Regions from separate parts of the Homo sapiens genome. Here region 2 is linked to region 1. The links are chromatin contacts, found by Hi-C in ENCODE. All regions are on one chromosome and are shown on one strand. Each heading gives the region's core, a stretch centred on a gene start or an enhancer-like site at or near the end of the contact. The rest is flanking DNA. Distances are from core to core; before and after follow the strand shown. Region 1 overlaps MAMDC2 (MAM domain containing 2). Region 2 overlaps TRPM3 (transient receptor potential cation channel subfamily M member 3).

Region 1 (6,134 bases), core at 420-2,919:
ATTCTTAGAACCTAGCACTGTTTTGAGAAATAGCTGCAAAATTGCAAAAGCATGCCTGCTGCAGATACTATATTTGGTCTTCATCTCCCACAAAAGGCAGAATGACCATGTGTTTTTAAATAAGTTTTTAGCTGACCAATACTTTTTTTCTTAAAGGACCCATCTGGTTAGTTTTTTCTTTTTTAAAAGACCCATCTGATTTAATTCAACTTTTGGCTCTTACAAGCGACAGAGATCAAGCAGCTTCCAGCTTTTCTCAGTGTGAAAGTCTTTCTGCTCCCAGGAGCCTTCAGGTCTGGGCTAGGGACCACACTGTGATAGAATACAGGCCTGTAGCTGAACTTTTTCATTGCTATTTGGATGGTAAACATCCAAACCTCTCAACTCAAAGATTTCAGAAATCTGCTTTATTTTCTGATCTTTAGGCCACTGTAAGGGGAGGGGAGGTTCCAGAAGGGACCACAGAATCAGCTATTTTTTAGAATGAAGAACAGGTCCAGAGAGCCTGTGATAGCAGCTCACACAACAGCCAGTTGCAGACTCGGGTATGAAACATTACACCCCTTCCTGATCCCTGATAGAATGTATTTCATTATACAGCCCCCTCATTTTCCCTATTTTGCTTTAGGTATCTTAAAATACGATTCTGAGAGACATGATGCAACTCCCCAGTTAATAGCATGGGACCAAACATTTCTTTGACTTGTGTTTACAACAAGCTTCCTGTCATTTTGCCTTACGTTTGTTGATGGAGTATTTTGGTAACTCAGCACAGGAGCCTGACTCTTACATAGATTGTGGCTGATTTTCAGAACTGGCTAATGTCGAACCAGCCATAGTATCTCCTCCTTTCCACAGCAGCTCTTCCCTCACCTCAGCCACGTCCTTCTCACCCTTAGCCGAAGACATCACTGCCCTGCTCTGCGCTGAAAATGTAGGCCCCCCAGAAAGAATGCTCACAGCTTCTCCGACATCCACATCTACACCCTTATCTTCACTTGCACCCATTTTCACTTTTCCCCCTTGTTTTGAGAGCAAAGTGTGTCTGATTGCAAAGTTCATGTTCTTTTCATGGTGGGACAGAGAAGACTAATCCTACACAATTAATGTTGAAGATGCAAGTGGAAAATAAATGAGAAAAACCTCTGAAAAAAATGAACATTAGACAAAGCTAAGATGACATCATTTTTAATGTTTTAGTCTCTAATTCCCCACCCTAATAATGAAGACATTATTATATTTAATTACCCCATAAAGCTTTCATTATCACTGAAGGAAAATAGGTGCAAATGCCTTCCTGATTTTTACATGTACTCCTCAAGAGGGCAGGTGACCATCTGGTGACTTCTGTTTTTTGTTCTTTTTTTTTTCTGGAGACAGGGTCTCCCTCTGTTGCCCAGGCTAGAGTGCAGTAGCGCAATCACGGCTCACTGCAACCTCTCCCTCCTGGATTCGAGGGATTCTCGTGTCTCAGCCTCCTGAGTAGCTGGGATTACAAGCATGCGCCACCATGCCTTGCGAATTTTTTTACTTTTAGTAGAGACAGGGTCTTACCATGTTGGCCAGGCTGGTCTTGATCTCCTGGCCTCAAGTGATCTGTCTGCCTCACCCTCCCAAAGTGCTGGGATTACAGGTGTGAGTCACCGTGCCCAGCCAGTCTGGTGATTTCTAATAGGCCTCCGGGCTGCCTGTGATTTTGTGTAAAAAAAATCAGTGCTGGGCTAAAAATACAATGTGGTTTCTCTCTGGCCCACCTCCCATAGGGAGTTCTCCTGGTCAAACACTGCCCTGACAAATGTAATGTAATAAAATGTAAAGACCAATTTAATTGTCATGTCCAAGGACAGGCATTATAATTGGAGTCATTGTTGTGGCTCACTTGGAGTTACAAAAACGTCAGTCCTGCCAGAAGATAGATTTATAGAATGCAATCCACAAACAGCAAAAAGGAAGAATCTAGGTCCTCCTCTTGCCTCTCAAGGGCTCACTCTGCTCTAGATGAACCCCTCCTGGGCCTGAAGAAGACAGCAAGCACTTTTAGCAATCCTTTGCTAATAAGAATGCTGACTTTGCCCTACCCACCTCTGAGACATAGAGGCAATTAGCCTGATTTTCATTGATTCCCAAGCCAAAGTGTAGATCCATGAAGTGAAGAAGAGCTGCAGTTTAAAGCTTACATAACTCTTACCCCTTTTTAACCTATGCCACACTTATTTAACCAACTCCTAATAACAGACAATATGGTAGTTTCCACTCTCTCAGTATTATAAATATTACTGGAATGAACGATTATAGCTAAATCTTTGTGCATAACCATGATTATTTCCTTATGATAAATCCCTAGATGTAGAATTGTTATGTAATAAAGTATGCATGTTTGAGCGCTTCCTTTTTTATTCATGTAATTAAATTGTTATTAAAACATTGTGCCAATTTACCCTCATATAAGAGCACATGATAATCCTTATTTCCTTGCATCCTCACCTTTCCAGGGTAATGTTATACGTGTGTGTGTGTGTGTGTGTGTGTGTGTGTGTATTATGCATGCACACATATATGTTTATATATATACATATACAGTCATACACTGCATAATGACATTCCAGTCAATGATGGACTGCATGTACAATGGTAGTTCCATAAGATTATACTACCATATTTTTACTGTACTTCTGTCTCTTTAGATATGTTTAGATACAAAAATACTTACCATTGTGTTGTAACTGTTGCCATTATTTAATACAATAACATGCTGTATAGGTTTAAAGCCCAGGATCTGTAGGCTATACCATACAGTCTAGGTGTGTAGTAGGCTATACCATCTAGGTTTGTATAAATATTCTATGATATCCTCACAAGGACAAAATTGCCTAACAAACACATTTCTTGGAATGTATCCTTATCATTAAGTGATACATGACTGTATATACATATATAAGTACATTTGAATGTATTTATTCAATTATCAATTAAAAATTTTTTCACTTTAGAAAACATTAATATGTATACATATGTATAGTACATATATTGAAAAATAAATCTTTCACTTAGACCAGAAAACATTTATATGTATATATGTACATATTATATATATTTAAAAATAAATATTTCACTTTAGACCCAAATATGCATATATGTATATATATAAATGGGTATATATATTTATACTTGCATCTAAAGTGAAAGATTTATGTTTTAATTCATAAATTGAACAATACAAACAGTGTACAGTATAAATACAGCAATTAATACAAACATCATACTCCAGGGTATTATGTTTTTAAAATATTTTGATAGACAAATGTATTATTTCATTACTTTTAAGATTTCTTTGGCTGGGTGTGTTGGCTAACACTTGTAAAGCACTTTGGGAGGTCATACATGGGTGGATCGCTTGAGCCCAGGGGTTTGAGACAAGCTGGGTAATAGTGAGACCACATTTCTACAAAAAATGCAAAAATTAGCTGTACATGATGGTGCACACCTGTACTTCCAGCTACTTGGGAGGCTGAGGTGGGAGGATCACCTGACCTTGCAGAGGTCAAGGTTACAGTGAGCTATGATCACACCACTGGACTCCAGCCTGGGTGACAGAGTAAGACCCTGTCTAAAAACATAATGTCTTTGATTATAATGAGGTTGGGTATATTTGTGCATTTATTTTCTGGTTATATTTCTTTTTTTCTGATTTGCCTGTATATATCCTATCCGCTTTCCTATTGCTTAGTTTACCTTTGGCTTATTGATTTATTAGATTTATATATTTATTTTAAATGTATTAAGACTTTGTTGCATATGTTGCAACCTTTTTTTCCCCCTCTGACTTGACATTTGCCTTTCAGATTTGTTTATGTGGCATTCCTCGTTTGAATAAAGCAGAACCAAATGTCTTGGTTTGAAGATTGAGATGAAATGGGAGGGCCACAAATAGTAATTTATCTTTGAGCATCGTATAGATAAACATGTAACCTGATACTAAACAAAAGTAAATGCTCATGGACTGTCAGTGATGTGGTGGGATATGCCAGAGGGAAGTGATTTGTGGACTCACTGGAGAGAGACTTCTACTAGAAGTAAGTACTAAACAGATAGTGCAGAAAATATCCAGAGAAAGACATATAAGAGGAGGAGGGAAAGGTAGGCATATCTATGCAAAAGGAAATAAGGTATGTTTCCTCTGGTGAAATTAGAGAGTCTTTATTAATGTGTGAATTGTCAATTTCTAATTGCATGAGTTGAGCTTATAGCTCTAGAGGCCAGCAAATACTTATTTGGTCTATGAGCTCAGAAAACCAGAGGATCCCCAGAGAATCTCAATGCGAGCATCAAAAAATAATGTGGCATCACCTAGAATTTGGGAAAATATTTCTTTAAAATGCAATGACTGTACGGCTGTGAAATATTCACAAGATAGAAGTTTGGAAGTGGGGAAGGGAAGTGGTATTTTCAGGTTCATAAACAAACTTTGGAATAAATGTTTGCCTAATTAAGCTTATTAGTAAAACTATAGGGAAAGAATGCCTGGTCTGTCTTTTCGGATGTCTCCATATTGCTGGGAGAACAAATTGCTGATCCAACAATGTTCCATGAAATTACTCAGAAAACTCACGAAAGAATGGACTGACATAAACACTATGTTCGTGTAAAGTATGTGTCAGCAACTACCAGTTGTGCTAATCTATCTTCCCAGTAATTTTCTCATAAGTTGGCATGAAACACAGAAGGTCTCAACAAATAACTGAAAGGAAATGAAACAGAAGGAAAACAAGAGTATCTCAGCCTGCCTTACTCATATTTAAAGCAATGTAGAATTCATGAACTCACAAATGATGCTGAGTTTAGCTTGAAAAACTCAAGAGTAGGTTCCTTTTCCATACTTAGCTCCTTATTCTTTGACATGAAAACTTATTCCACTTGACAGTATAATTTTCCTTGTTCTGTGTACAAAGCCACCTTAATCTGCTCTATAATGTGTTGATTATCTTGTCAGTAATTAATGACCTTTCTATTTCTACTTTGCTCTCAGCTGCTCTGCTTTAATAATGCTGGGACATTAATATCCTGAAGCAGTTCTCTTCCAGTGTTCCCAGACATCATGAAATGTGATAGGAAATTCACCTCCTCTCATGTGTCTTGTCTACACATTGGTTTTCTGCTTCCTTAATCTCTTTATAGCAGGGTGTCTGGCTGTTAAATAGCCAACTATTTATAAATCTCTACAGAAACTTTCTAGACTTGCTCTTCTATTCGAGTGAACTTCTAGAGCTGCCTTTAAAATTTCAGAACCCTAGGTATTTTACATGTAATCATATTGTCATTCTGTAAGGGCATAGTTAAAAAGATTTTAAAAGTGGAAATTTGAATCAAAGACTTAAATTTCAACTTTTTTTTTCCTAAAAGGGAAAGATTTTTGTAAGAGAAAATGAAGGAGTAGAGAAAATTACCAACAAGAACCATGTTGCACAATGTTAAAACACAGTTTCTGCTATTAAGATGCCAAAAATATAACAGGAGGTAGAAGAGACCTAGAAGTCATTTTAAAACATGTCCTTGTTTCACAGAAAGGTGACATGACATTCTGATTTACATAGTAAATGCTAGAGTCAGGGCAACTCTTTATATTCCTGAACTAGAGCTCCTTCATTACACAAATACCATTCCAACAAGTAAAACCCAAGTCAATGACTTATAAAAGATTCAAAGAGGAAGAGGCATTTGAGGTAGACATTGAGAGAAGCATAGGACTTTCCTGGGTATGTATAATGATTTCTGCAACAAGATCAATGAGATATACTTTGCTGTTGATAAACGCTGAGGGAGCATTGGAGGAGGAAGGCAGAGGGCAGAAGACAAGGATTTGAGGAATGAGAAGCCACACTGGAGTGAAGACAATAATTGAAGATACATCTTTCCAGAAGTTTGGAGGCTGAAGGAATGGGAGGGATTGGCAACTTAAATGGGTACTGAGATGAAAGGAAGGTTTATTGTTCATCGGTGTCGAATGCAGGAGACTAACATATATTGGCAGTATGCAAAGGACTAATGGAGATTGAAGATTTACGAGAGAGGGAATAATTTATGAAATAAGTTCCCAGAGGAGGCAAGAAGGTGAGATCAAATGCCTAGATGGGCAG
Region 2 (6,550 bases), core at 3,898-6,397, 460 kb before region 1:
ATCCCAGAGCTAGCTGGGAGAAGATATACAACTGCTACTTGCTGAAATGAACCAATTCATTTCTAACTCAGTCTGTGTGGTTTCCCTGTAATTACAGGATGATATTCCCTTGAGGCGAGGAAGAAAGACAACCAAGAAACGTGAAGAAGAGGTGGACATTGACTTGGATGATCCTGAGATCAACCACTTCCCCTTCCCTTTCCATGAGCTCATGGTGTGGGCTGTTCTCATGAAGCGGCAGAAGATGGCCCTGTTCTTCTGGCAGCACGGTGAGGAGGCCATGGCCAAGGCCCTGGTGGCCTGCAAGCTCTGCAAAGCCATGGCTCATGAGGCCTCTGAGAACGACATGGTTGACGACATTTCCCAGGAGCTGAATCACAATTCCAGGTGGGTCCGCCCAGCAAAATGGGCTGGTCAGGGGGAGAGGAGGAAAGGTGGGCTCCCAGTGCTGGAGAGTCTGAGCTACTCAGAACTTTAAGGGAAATCAGTATCACCCCAGTGATGCACACACAGGATGGACACAAACAATTCCCCTTTATTGTGCACAGTGCCACAGATGGTGGTACCTACAGAAACATGGAACATTTCATCCTGTCAACTTCCCCATGAGGTAGGCCCCGTAGTTATGCACTTCTTTCAGCTAGGAAAAATGGGGCTCAGAGAATTTAAGTAACCTGTCCAAGATCACACATTTGTGGTGGCAAGGCTGGAATTTGAACTGAAGTTTGACACATTTAACAGGACATACTGCCTGGTGCAGTGACTCGTGCCTGTAATCCCAGCACTTTGGGAGGCTGAGGTGTGTGGATCGTTTGAGCCCAGAAGTTTAAGACCAGCCTGGGCAACATAGCAAGACCCCATCTCCAAAAAAAAAATTAAAAATTAGCTGGGTGTGATGGTGCACGCCTGTAGTCCTAGCTGCTCAGGAAGCTAAGGTGGGAGGATCTCTTGAGCCCAGGGGGTCAAGGCTGCAGTGAGCCATGATCATTCCACTGCACTACAGCCTGGGAAACAGAGAGAGACCCTGTCTCAAAAAAAAAAAAAAAAAAAAAAAAAGAAGACGACGATGACATACTGTACTCTATTGATTGCTTGCTCCACCTCCTACACTCATATGACTGAATCTGAGGGCCTGAGTACAGAGATCATGTATTGTTTGACTTATACCCCCAGTTCTATACATGGTATCCGGCACATAGTAGATGCTTAGTGGATGTTGGCTGGATGAATTTACAAACAGACTAGACCCCATATGAAACACCTACATCATCCAGTGACCCCATTTTCTGGTTGGCCAGCAGGTCCACTTTTACCTTATAAGTCTCCAAGCTGACCTGAAGGACTCTTCCACCCATTCTGTCTTTCAGAGACTTTGGCCAGCTGGCTGTGGAGCTCCTGGACCAGTCCTACAAGCAGGACGAACAGCTGGCCATGAAACTGCTGACGTATGAGCTGAAGAACTGGAGCAACGCCACGTGCCTGCAGCTTGCCGTGGCTGCCAAACACCGCGACTTCATCGCGCACACGTGCAGCCAGATGCTGCTCACCGACATGTGGATGGGCCGGCTCCGCATGCGCAAGAACTCAGGCCTCAAGGTCAGGGCGCCCAATAAGGCCCTCCTGGCTATGAGGACCGGCGGGTGGGTTAGAGTTTTCCCAGCCAAAATCTGCCATGGAATTGGGCATCCTCTTATCTCAGGAGGGAGGTTCTAAATCCTGACTGTGCCTCAGAATCCTGTAGAGTGTTGCTTGGTTTTGTTTATTCCATATAGAGGCTGGGGCCTCCCCCTGGGTCCTGCTGCATTAGCATCTCTATGGAGGATGCCTGGACATTAATATTTTTCGGAGGAGTCAAAGGGGATGGCCACGCACAGGTACTGCAGGGGCTGCCATTTGCACAAGCAAAGCCAGCTGCACCAGGAGTCCCCACCTAGGCCACCTTGTCGCTGCAGAGGGTGCCTGAACCCCTGGCCCTCCTTGGCATCATGTCATAGAGACATTGGCTCTTACCAGATGTGCTTGAGAGGTCTTTTTAAACTAAGATAAAACTGAGATAGATCTACTTGGAAAGCCATTGCTAGATAATCCTAATCTATTCTTAAATGAAGAAAAACAAGTCACAGACCACTGTATATAATCTGAGGCCATTTTTAATGTGTCTATGTATAGTTATGTCTGTATAAATTATCCTATAAAAATCAGGAAGGACACATAGTAAATTGTCCGCAGTGGTTACCTTTGAGGTTGAATGGACTGTGAAAGAGATGTTACTGTTTTTAAGGGAAATAGGATGGTGTATAGCGTTTGCTTTTTTTATGTTCTTTTCAGTGTTTTTCAAGGAAAATGTGAAACTGAAAAAGGAAAAGAAAGACAGAAAAAAATGGGAGATGGAAGACTGAAAGAATATGGGGAGTTTTTTGTTTGTTTTAATTTAAGGTATACAACAAGATGGGTTTTTTGAGAGTTTTTTGGTTTTTGTTTTGTTTTGTTTTGTTTTTGAGACAAGGTCTTGCTCTGTCACCCAGGCTGGAGTGCAGTGGTGTGATCTTGGCTCACTGCAACGTCCACCTCCCAGGTTCAAGCGATTCTCCTACCTCAGCCTCCCGAGTAGCTGGGATTATAGGCACAAGCCACCATGCCTGGCTAATTTTTGTATTTCTAGTACAGACGGGGTTTCATCATGTTGGTCAGCCTGGTCTTGAACTCCTGACCTCAAGTGATCCACCCGCTTTGGCCTCCCAAAGTGCTGGGATTACAGGCATGAACCACTGGCACCCAGCCACAACATGATGTTTTGATATACATAGTGAAATGGTCACTCTAGTCAAGCAAATTAACATATCCATCATCTTGCCTCATTACCCTTCCCTGTGTGTGTAAGAGCACCTAAAATCCACTCTCTTAGCATATTTCCAGTATACAGTACAATATTTCAGCTAGAGTCCTCGTATTGTACATTACATCTGTATGGTACATACTCATCCTACATATCTGCAACTTTGTTCCCTTTGACCTATATGGCCCCATTTCCCATTTCCTCCCCTCCCCAACCTCACCCCTGCCCCTGACACCCACCATTTTATGGGACCAATACCCCTTCTCCATACCACTCTTCCTGTGGGCTCTTGGCCTAGAGTCACAGAAAGGTTCTGTGATGTGGGTCATGGGCACTCCATAGCCACACTGCTGGTGACCGCCAAGCCCGGCCTTAGGAAGGGAGTCATGCTGGCTCTCAGCTCCGAGGACAGGGTGTCATGTCCCCTGAAGATGCCAGCATGCCACCTGAGCCTTCGTAGGCCGGCCAGGCACCCAGAATTCAGCATCATGAATTCACAGCCATTTTCCCTGAACTACTTTGGCGTCCCTGTGGGCATTCAAGCAAGGACTGTTCCTGCCTCATTACTTCAGGATCATTTTTCCTGACCCTTCAGAGGAGTCTTAGCCCCTCATCTTGGAGCAGTTTCTTTAAGGAGGTTCATCTTCAGAAGTCTTGTGCCCCAGAATTGTTTTAGGATTGAGAGAAGAGGTGAGAGAGGACTTGGGGAATACAGTCAGACATCAGTATTATCATGCAGAAACACACTTGTTCATTCTGAAGAATGAGACCGCCCTCTCAGAAGAAAGGCTTCCGTATTTAGTGTCCTTGCATAGATTTATGCGTGATGTTTATACATGAGAGAAATACAGCGCTGGCTTCTCCTGGGGCTTGTGTGTAAGGGGACTCTCTCAGCACATACGGAGCCCACTGGGGGGTGTGTGTGTGTGTATGTGTGTTTGTGTTTCTGCTGTTCTCGTAGCAAATACCAGGAAGATGCCCTAAAATGAATTAAATGCTTTCCTACATGTATTCTCTCAAGGTCAACTTAGGACAGCATTTTTTTTTTTTTTTGCAGAGATAATCAGATAACACATAATCCACTCCACTTGACACATTAGCAAAAAAAAAAAAAATGCCAGTGGACAGATGTATGAATTGATTTCACAGTCAAAATCAAGCGCTGTCTAATGGCTAAATGTAAATCTGAATTCTTTCCCACTTTTGCCTTAAATAGAGTCTCTCTTTCCTCTGTTACCCACATGCAAAGTGGGTGTTAATTGGGTAAGACAAATTTGGGCAAAATGCTTTTTTCCTCCAAAAATGAGACTGAGCTGTGCAAAATATTTCCTAGATGGGACAAAATGATCCTCTTAGTATTAATATGTTAATATGTTAGTTACTCAGATGTCCAGGTCCCCCACAGAGCATATAACAACTGTGTGTGCATGTGTACACACACACACGCATACACTCTTATACCCCATACCTCAGGCTCTCTGATTCTAAACAACCACCCTAATCTTAATCCTTTAAATGTGATTATTATTATTATCATTATTATTACTTTAGGTAATTCTGGGAATTCTACTTCCTCCTTCAATTCTCAGCTTGGAGTTCAAGAACAAAGACGACATGCCCTATATGTCTCAGGCCCAGGAAATCCACCTCCAAGAGAAGGAGGCAGAAGAACCAGAGAAGCCCACAAAGGAAAAAGAGGAAGAGGACATGGAGCTCACAGTAAGAAAACATTGCACAGTTATTCTCTATGGGCAGAATTCCTAATCCACTTGTCCCACCGATATGCTCAAGATTCAGTAACTCCTTAGGTCAGACATCTGTTCCCAGCCTTCCACCAGGTTTAATCATGGAGTGCTTTCATTTCAGTATTGAGACCAGGGTATTGGAAAAGTGTAAATAGCATGACCATAGGGTCCACCCATATGTGAAGTCTTGCAGCCAGCTAGTGGTGCAGGACAAACCAATGAAATTCTAAAGCAAGACACTCTACATTTTCCAAACAAGCAAAGCTTTTTAAACAACCAGATGATGTGTCTGTCTCAGCACACAGAGAAGGAAAGGGAATCCATGATTTGAGAGCAGCCGGCTTCACTGAACTGGTACTGTTCTGCGGATCAGAAGCTAAGCCTGTATCTGTCTTCAGGGTCAGGCTCACAATTACAGCACTAATTGAATTTTGAGGTTTGTATGCAAAGCTTTTATTAGCTCTTCCTCATATAATTATAGAGCATAGAGGCTTTGTTCTGCAGAGGGAAGGGGGCAGCTGGACATGGGACAGCTTCTTGCAACCCCCGCCTGAGCAGCGTGACTGCCACTGGCTCATGTGCAGAGGCTAAAAATATCACATTCTGTTAAAGGGACAAACAAGGCTTCATAGCTTGGAAGTCATCAAGCAACAGCTCCATAAGGACTTTCTCAATATGCCTCACCCTCCCTCACCACCCCCACCAATGACCATTGCTGTAGTGACCCAGAAGCTATAAGGGGTGAAATCACAAATTAATTTTGCTCAGGTGACAAAAGGCCTTTGCATTATTATCCTAGTAGGACAGCAGTGTGAATTGTTTCTCCTGCAGGTAAACAATATTTGCTTCCAGTAGGCTTCTCCTAAAGATCTATTTGCAGACATAATCCCTGACTTACTGAATGAAAGGCCAACTTTTGTTTCAGTTTGAGGATTTGTATAAAAATCTGTGGAGGAGTCGGCTCAGCTCTGTAACAGACGACTGTCTTCCCTAACAATCTCACCATAGTTTTGTCCTCTGAATAGAATATAATAGTTTGATCATTAGAAGAAAATTGGCAATAGTAATACTGAATCTTTATGGAATATTTCAGCTGAACATGTGCTCTGTAGCCAGAATCCTGCCCCATTACCTACTTGCTGTGTGACCTTGGGCACAATTTTATAACCTCAAACACAGGAACAATAATGTTGTCTACCTCACAAGTAGTTGTCTCGTGTAAAAAGTGTGCCTGTAAACTACTTATATTGGAGACTGGCACACTGTGAACTAATACTGTTTTAACAGTGCTAAGTGCTTTACACATACTTACTAATGGAATCCTCACAAAAGTCCCACAAGATAGGCACTATTATTATCCCCATTTTATTTATTTATTTATTTTTAGAGACAGGGTCTCACTCTGTCACCCAGGCTGGAGTAAAATGGTGTGATTATAGCTCATTGTAACCTCAATGGGATTCAAGGGATCCTCTGGGCTCAAGGGATCCTCACACCTCAGCCTCCCAAGTAGCTGGGAATGCAGGTGCACACCACAACACCTGGCCTTTTTTTTTTTTTTTTTTTAAGAGATTGCCCAGGCTAATCTTGAACTCCTGGTTTCAAGCAGTCCTCTAGCCTTGGCCTCCCATAGTGCTGGGATTACAGGTGTGAGCCACCACACCCAGTCCTAATCCCCATTTTACAAATGAGGAAGCTGACAGTCATAGAGGTTAAATTGCTCAAGGATACCCAGCCTGTTCATGGCAAAGCTAAGATTAGAACCCAGGCATATAGACTCCATCAGCCACACTTTTAGACAATAGGTTAAGGGTGAGAGAGAATGTCTCTCTAGTCTCAAGTGTGGCCACTCAGCCGATTTGGTCCACCATGTAGCAGAAAGAATCCAAAAGTGATGAATGAGCCTCCAAAGTCAAGTGTGGCACAGTCCTGACATCAGCACACATCCTAGGAAGACATCCAGAAACTG

The links. A loop is a pair of places that touch in the nucleus more often than their neighbours do. Pooled maps may share reads with other maps.
Region 2: a loop to region 1 is called in a map of GM11168, with 3 times the contacts of the local background. The contact joins two enhancer-like sites. A Hi-C loop is called at or near these places in 2 of 168 maps with a recorded cell type or tissue (GM11168 and sigmoid colon), 1 of 37 single-sample maps with no recorded cell type and 9 of 50 pooled maps.

Annotation. Positions count from the first base shown.
Region 1 is chr9:70,155,451-70,161,584 of GRCh38, reverse strand. All of the region lies in intron 9 of MAMDC2 (MAM domain containing 2), which reads right to left. It overlaps MAMDC2-AS1 (MAMDC2 antisense RNA 1), which reads left to right. Exons shown (of 4, transcript NR_040076.1): 3 at 3,843-4,073. Among named protein-coding and RNA genes, the nearest start is that of MAMDC2-AS1, 17 kb to the left of the region's middle. Within about 2 kb of position 1,669, at least 2 of the 41 ENCODE cell types and tissues checked have a DNase peak (open chromatin) inside an H3K27ac peak, as active enhancers do.
Region 2 is chr9:70,613,913-70,620,462 of GRCh38, reverse strand. TRPM3 (transient receptor potential cation channel subfamily M member 3) reads left to right here. Exons shown (of 26, transcript NM_001366145.2): 16 at 98-387; 17 at 1,368-1,596; 18 at 4,388-4,555. Among named protein-coding and RNA genes, the nearest start is that of MIR204, 190 kb to the left of the region's middle. Within about 2 kb of position 5,147, at least 8 of the 41 ENCODE cell types and tissues checked have a DNase peak (open chromatin) inside an H3K27ac peak, as active enhancers do.